Regions from separate parts of the Homo sapiens genome. Here region 1 is linked to region 2. The links are chromatin contacts, found by Hi-C or POLR2A ChIA-PET in ENCODE. All regions are on one chromosome and are shown on one strand. Each heading gives the region's core, a stretch centred on a gene start or an enhancer-like site at or near the end of the contact. The rest is flanking DNA. Distances are from core to core; before and after follow the strand shown.

The links. Hi-C counts contacts between places; a loop is a spot of excess contacts on that map. ChIA-PET counts read pairs that join two places held with the same protein, here RNA polymerase II (POLR2A). Pooled maps may share reads with other maps.
Region 1: a map of naive thymus-derived CD4-positive, alpha-beta T cell shows a loop between it and region 2 (7-fold over the local background). The contact joins the promoter of ELMO1 here to the promoter of KBTBD2 in region 2. A Hi-C loop is called at or near these places in 1 of 168 maps with a recorded cell type or tissue (naive thymus-derived CD4-positive, alpha-beta T cell) and 7 of 50 pooled maps. POLR2A ChIA-PET finds 5 or more read pairs at or near these places in 1 of 52 experiments (activated CD4-positive, alpha-beta T cell).

The regions. Positions count from the first base shown.
Region 1 is chr7:37,447,189-37,450,806 of GRCh38, reverse strand. ELMO1 (engulfment and cell motility 1) reads left to right here and starts at 1,943. Exons shown (of 22, transcript NM_014800.11): 1 at 1,943-2,132. RefSeq lists silencers at 2,194-2,243, 2,254-2,303.
Region 2 is chr7:32,890,298-32,893,851 of GRCh38, reverse strand. KBTBD2 (kelch repeat and BTB domain containing 2) reads left to right here and starts at 2,092. Exons shown (of 4, transcript NM_015483.3): 1 at 2,092-2,316. RefSeq lists enhancers at 1,543-1,602, 1,308-2,011 and a silencer at 1,783-2,732.

The DNA of each region.
Region 1 (3,618 bases), core at 694-3,193, 4.6 Mb before region 2:
CTTTTTTTTTTTTAAAGGGCAGAGACAGATATTCTTCTGGGAGAAGATGGCTCAAATGAGAGAGACTTGAAGCCATGTCACATGAAGAAGAGTCAGAATAATTGAGGATGGTTAATCCTCAAAAGAGAGTGTTTAGGTAAAATTTGAGGGCTGACTTCAAAGATCTGAAAGACTACTTCATGGAGGAAAGATGTGAAGACCCGGGACCAAAGGTTACAGGGGAGTGGATTTGCATAATTGCTGTGCAAGGAGGGAACAATTATGACAGCTAATGTTTACTGAGTGCTCACCACGCATGCACTAAAGTTAAGGTCTTTATATGCCTTAGCTACAAGGTTGTAGATCAAATTCATACTTATCACTACAAGTGTCTCAGAGCATCGTTAGTAAAGGCTCCATTTACTGACTACTTATTAAATTACTTCATTTAATAGTTGGTGCTATTGACTTTTGTTATTATATCATTACTGTTTTATAGATGAGGAAATACAGAAGTTAAGTTGCTTTCCTGCAGTCACCCTGCTTTAGTTACTGGCTTATAACCATCTGGACCCAGGCACTCTTGATACTAATACTGCCTCCCAGAGTCATGCGTATAATAAGGAGTTAGATCAGAGCTGTTCATTAAAAGTATAAGGTGAGCCACTAATGAGAGCCTATGTGTAGCCTTACATTTTCTAGTAGCTACATCAGAAAATGTAAAAAGAAACTGGTGAAATTAATCTTATATATGCTTATATCTTAACCCAACACATGACGAATCCAACTGACTTACTACATCAGACTATTCTCATGTATTGCAATAATGTAATCAACATAAACATACTTAACAAGTTAGTTTACATTCATTTTAAAAATACTGAATTGTATGTCTGTTTTACACTTACAGAACATCTCAGGGATAGCCACATTTCAAGTGCTCAACAGCTGCCTGTGGCTCTTGAGGGGGAAGATCTTAAAAGGGAGCTTAGTTTTCCACCTTGATTCTGATGCCTCCCTGCCCCCGACTTATTTCCTTTGCCAATTAGAAGAAAATGCCGAACTGCCTTTGACTTTTCCGGTAGAGCCAATGTAGGTATTTCTGAACTGGGGGAGGACAGGTGGTTCGCCTGCAACCCTCTTCCCTCCTGCCAGCTAGGCTGGGAGTTAACGTTTTTGATTTCTGCTTTGAAAATGATTTAAGTAGGTTGCATGAATTAAGTAATTTATTCTAAATATCAAATTATGGGTGGAACGTCTTGCCTTATGCAAAGTTATGCAAAATTAGGAAGTCCCTGGCTTAATTGGTTAGAAATACATCTTGTAGTTTCAATTGCAGGGTTAGTAAATACATAGATGTCGACGGAGAGGGAGGAAACTTTTTTTTTTTTTTTTTGCCACTCTGTCCAAGGGTAGAGGCACAGCGTCAAAACAAACACGTCTTAAAGTAGCGTTCAAACAGCCCACCGAAGTTTCCCCTTAATATCCGGAACCGGTTGCCAAAAATTAAAAAAGGATGTGAAAAGATGCTACTCGCTTTTGGCCTCCCGGAGATGGCGCTATGAGGGTGACGGAGTTAATTAGTGCCTCCAAACGCCGTGTGTGAGCTCATCGAAGTCATGCTCTGCACACATATTATTTATAGCAGATCTGAGGCATGCATGGTGTTTGACATTTCTGTCTTTTAAGTAGGGGGACTTCAAAAAGTCGTGGGCATCCCCCTAGGCAAAGTGCAGTGGGCAGGGACCAGGCAGGGTGCGGGCGCAAGGCGAACGCGCAGACCACGAGTGTCCTGGCGCAGGTGCCGGGGGCGGCGGCTGCAACTCCGCAGCGTCCGCTCGGGAGGAGAGTTCGCGGCTGATCTCCGGATGCCTTGCAGATGCAAAATGTGTCTCTGGCCAGCAGGAGGAAGGAAGAGGAAGTGAGAGCAGCGGCAGCCGGCGGTGCAGCAGCCGGCCGACCCAGAGTGTAAGTGCGTGTGCTGGGGCGAGCGGGAGCGGGCGAGGATGGGCACAGGATAGAGGCAGAGCCACCCACGCCGCCGCGGCCCCACGCTGGGCGACAGAGCCTCCAGTTCCCCTTCAATGGTGGCGGGTCGCCGGAGCTCTGATCGCCGGGAACCCTTGCCGCTGCTGTCCTGCGACCCCAAGCAGGTTCGTAAAGTTTCCTGGGCTGGCGCCGCGCCCCGACTCGCTGACCTCGGCGCGGCAGGGGAGGGGGCCGGGACTGGGGCCGGGAGGAGGCGTCCTGCTCCGGGGGACTCCGGGCGCCGCGGAGACACTTTTGTTTCCTCCCTGGGGGCGCCGCGGCTCGGGCGGGGGTGGCCGCCGCGCTCGGCAGGGTGAGGGCTGCGGGCGCGTCGGGGCGCTCTGCAGTTGGGGAAGTCTGAGCTCCGGGGATGGCGGGAGTGGGAGTGGGAGCGGAGGGAGGGGGCGCTGGAGGTGCGGCGCCCGCGGATGAAGCGCAGGGCCCGGGGCCCGGGAGCCCGCCGAGACATTTCGACCAGGGTCTGCGGGAGGGGGGGCGCGGGAGGGTTGCGACGCTGGCGCGGGGTTACTGGGGACGGGGGATGTGGGGCTGGGATCTTGGAGTCAAGATTCCTATAGAGCTAGAGAAGCGGCTGCGGCTCAGACTCGGCGTCTTCTCCTGCACTCGGGGATGGGAGGGAATCCCCCGGCGAGCGCGCTCGTGGGAGGGGGCGGTGATGGGCCAGAGGAATGGGGGCCAGGAGGGCCGGAGAGGGCGGTCTGGGCAGCCGGGAGCCCCTGAGGTTCTGGTTAGTAAATACTCTCCTCCCGGGGACACACCGGGGTCTCCGCCGAGACCGAGAGAGGCGGCGGGGAGCTTTGTGGAGCTTCGTGGAAATCTCGGCTTCGGAGAGGGGACGCACCGGGCGCGCCTTCAGAGAAGGGGGCGGCGGCATGCCAGGGGGCCCGGGAATCGGAGCGGAGAGTGGCGACTGCGATCGCCGGAGTCGCTTTGAGGAAGAGGAAATACAGAACTCAGCTGTCCCGGGGGTGCGCGCGTGTGTTTGGGGTTGGGAAGTCGGTGCTGTGCCGCGAGCGCGCGCGAGGCGGCGTGTGTGTGTGTGTGTGTGTGTGTGTGTGTGTGTGGTGTGTGCGCGCGCGCGTATGTATGTGTGTGTGGTGTGTCGTCGGTGTGTGTGTGAGTGTGTGTGTGTGGGGGGGGTGTTGTGGGTGTGTGTGTGAGTCGGTGTGTGTGTGTGTGACCGCACAGCCAGGAACTCCCCGCCCAGTGACCCTCTCCCGCCTAGGGGGCCATTTGAAGTTGGAGGCGGGTCGGGACCTGCCTTGACCTAAAGGACCAGCCTCAGGCTTGGTCCCAGGTAGTGACCCAGCTCTGAGAGTCCCTGGACGGCTCCCGAGACTCAGTGAATATATTTGGGATGCCCCCCGCGCTGGATCATGGGCTTCCCAACACCGCTGGCCTTGAATGATTCGGGCCTAATTCGTTATGGTTAAGATTTCAGATAATCTAAGACGGGTTGAGGCCTCCAGAAGCGGAGGCTTCCTGTTGGGCGCTGCCAGTGACTTGGGGATGAAGCTATGGAAGAATATCTGAGTGTTTCTCTTTTGCTTCTATAAAAGTAATTAATGACCTGTATTTACACACCAAAAC
Region 2 (3,554 bases), core at 843-3,342:
CTATTGAACCAACAAAGGTAACTGCCTACCTGTAGATTTGAGGTCTTGTTTAAGCTATTATAATGGAATCTTTTCGAAAAAAATGTGGGCCCAAATGCATTCCTAACTGTACAGCCATTAAAAGGACAACTTTAGTCCTCTCTTTCATCCTCACAATTCATTACTCCTCTTATAGTCACTGATAACACCATCTAATCACCCTAACTAAAAAACTCAGTTATCCTTGATTTCTTATTTCCCCTCATCCTCTAGGTAATCAAGTCTTATTTATCATAGCTGGCTAGTTTTCAAATGTATCTCTGCTTCTCCATTCTCACTGACACTGTTAGTTTGGACTTTCTCTCCAACTCATGTCTGGACTGCATTAACAGCGTCCTAACTAGTATCCCTGCTTCCAGTCTGCTATCTATCATGCTTTAGAATTTTTTCTCTAAAATCTTATCAAGATATTCTCCTGCTTAAAAATCTTAAGTGGCTTTTTGTTGCCCACAGGATGAATCACGAACTCCTTGCCGCAGGTATCATTTGTTGTTGTTGTCTGCATGTTTAGACCGCATCTCTCATACCCAATCTGGCACAAAGTAGGTGCTCAAGTGTGTGTTAAATGACTTTAATCTTTTGTATAGCTTGTTTGATATCATACCACTTAACTACTTAATTAGACTAAGTACAGTGGTAGCATGCTGGAAACTCAATGAAGATTTGTTGAATGTAGTTTCCAGATTCTACAGTAAAACAATCCTTTATCAGTAGTTCCTGATAACACGCATCTTGGTGTGCATTCAGTTGATCTAGCCTAGTTTACAGGAAGAGGCTCCCTTCAGTAATGTACTGTATGGCCTTTCAGATTATAATTAGTCATCTATATTCTCTAGATTGGGCTTGTGCCAAGACTGTAAGTTAGGAAGGTAGGTGGAGTCTGTGTGGGCATTTCTGACAATTTTTTGATCCACGAATAGCTCCTAGCAAATTTACAGCCTGCCTGCCAGCAAGCTGTGCCAAGTTAACTAAAACAGTACGGGCCACAGCCATTAGCTGCTGCTACAAACGCTTCGCTTTGCGAAGCAACGCTGAAGGCGCTCTTTTGGAACTCGGGGGGTTGGGGGCGTGCAGCCGCCGCATTGCAGCACACAACGGAAGGCTTCAGACGCTGGAGCTGCCGTCCGCACCCAGATGTCTCTCTCTCCCTTTTCCCCTAACCTCCCCCAACTGCGGGCCCTTTTGGGTGCTGCTCTGACTTCTTCCTTGGCCTTGGGAAAAGCCGAAGCGGCTCTGGAGAGAGGAGGGCATGGTTTGGAGAAGAGGTGCTGCGGCAACAAAGCGACCCGCCCAACGCCTCCTCAACTTTCTCCTGCCCCCGGTCTGGTATTGTTTAGTCCTACTCATTCCCACTTTCCGAGCCAGCCTGCAAAAATCTGTATTTCAGGGGAAATTCCAAGGGATAAAACACCTCCTTCAGCATAACAATTGGTGTTTTGCTCTCTAGATTTCCTAGCAATGAACTTGTCGGGCCTCTCCATCCGCCCGTCTAGGCCCAAGGCCTCGGCCGCCGCGGCTACTCGGAGTGCCCCTCTGCCGCGCACGCGCCCCTCAAGGGCTCTCCCATGACCTTTCCCGGGAACCCCCTTCAATTACGCTTCCCGTCACCTCGCGCCGCCCCCGCCCTTCCTGCTCTTTCCGTTTCCTCTTTCGCGCCTGCGCGGCCCCAATTGTTTTGGCTTTCCGGTGGCATCCGGCAGAGGAAAAGGGCGGGGGCAGCTAGAGTAAGGGAGGGGCGGGGGACGGTCGCGAGGACCCGGGAAACTGCAAAACTGCCGCTGGTGCCGACAGGCGCGCGCGCGCGCGAGGCGGGAGGGCGGCGTGGCGAGGGCGGGCGCGGCAGGCTGGCCAGCGGTCCATTGCGCGCGCGTTCCCGGGCCGCGGGCGGGGGCGAGAGCGCGCGGCGGGGGCGGGGGCGGGGGCGGCGGGGGCGGCGGGCCCGGCGTCTCGCGGCCCCGGACTGACAAGGCGGCGCGGGCGGGCGGGCGGCGCGGCTCCCGGGGGAGGAGTCTGGCGGTGGTCGGGCCCTGAGGAGCGTGCGGCGGCGCCCGCAGAGGACGCTGCTTTCCGCGCTGGACGGACCAAGCGAGGGAGGGTGCGAGGGGAAACCGGAAGGAAGAGGCGGCGGCGCCAGCCTTCCTCGGCCGGAGGCGGAGGCGAGACCCCAGGCGAGGCCGCGGCGGGAGGGCCACGCCCCCGCCGCCGCGCCGGAGGGGCCCAGTGTGGACGGGGCCACCGGCTGGAGCGGATCCCACACCTCCGGACCGAGGGACGCGGGTGAGCAGGCGACAGTAGCGCCGGGCAGGCTGGGAGCCCGCGGCGACCTGTGGAGGGGCCGGGGAGGAGGGCTGTGGCGGGAGGGGGCTCGGCCCTTTGTGGCTCGGCGGGTGGGAGGCGGCGGCCGCGGCATCTTTCAAACCCGAGACGCTTCCGCCGCGGGCGGGGGAGGGGCGCGGGCGGCCGGCGCCGCCCTCCGCACCCCGCGGCGGCCCCAGGGCGGCGGAGCTCCGGGCAGGTCCGCGGGGAAGGGGCGGCCCGGTACGCCGCTAGCTGGGCGTTTCCGGCCCCGGCACCGGGCGCCTCGGCGCCCGCGGGGCTCCCGGGCGGCGCCTTGGCCTCGGCTCGCGCCCGCCCTTACCGAAGTAAAGCTGTTTCCCTTAAAGACTCGCGACGTGTTCGCGACATGGTGGGCCGAAGGAGGACACCCCCTTCCTTCTGTATTCCCCCCGCGTACATCTGAACTAACCAAGAGAGGTCTAGACGAACAGAGCTCCTGTTATGGTCTATATCGACTTAAAAAAGAAAGCAGAAACTGCCCTTTGAAACGGAAAATTGTGTACGTGTTTACTTTGTGAAATCTTTAACTTCCTTGAATTCGACCACCTCCTTCTCCCTACGGATTGAACAACCGGGGAATAGAAAAATCGCTTAGTTTGGTGTGGGGCGGTTATTTTGAGTTAACATCTTTTTTTCCCTTGGGCTTAGCTATCTAAGAACTCTACCTGCCTCAAAAGGTAGAGGAGCGTCCATCCCACGGGCTACCACGGTGACCCCTTCCAGTGAAAATAGGAAAAGAATTCAAAATACAAAATGAACTTTAAAAGGGTGTGTGTGTGAACTATCTTCTGTGTCAATTAGCCTTATGAAGACGTAGGCAACAGGACTGGTCACGTGTTGTTTATACTTGAATCTGTACGTCGGGCTCACAGCATTTAGGCATTGAGAAACGAAACCCTATCAACGCTGTGCACTGACCAAAATGATATTTTCTTTTATCGAGGCAACTAATTAACAGGGATCTTCCCCCTCTTCCCTCTGAGTTGTACATTTTTGCCGAATTTGAGTAGTATGGGTCTTAGATCTCTTGTAATTGTGAATGACTTAGTTTGGTTAACCTTTGATAAGGACTTTTTTCCCCGACTTTTTTTTCTGATCTAAAGTAAATTGAAAAGCCAGTCGGTTGTTTTCTAATCTCGATGATGTGGAATTTTGCTATTCTTTCCATCTGGCTGATA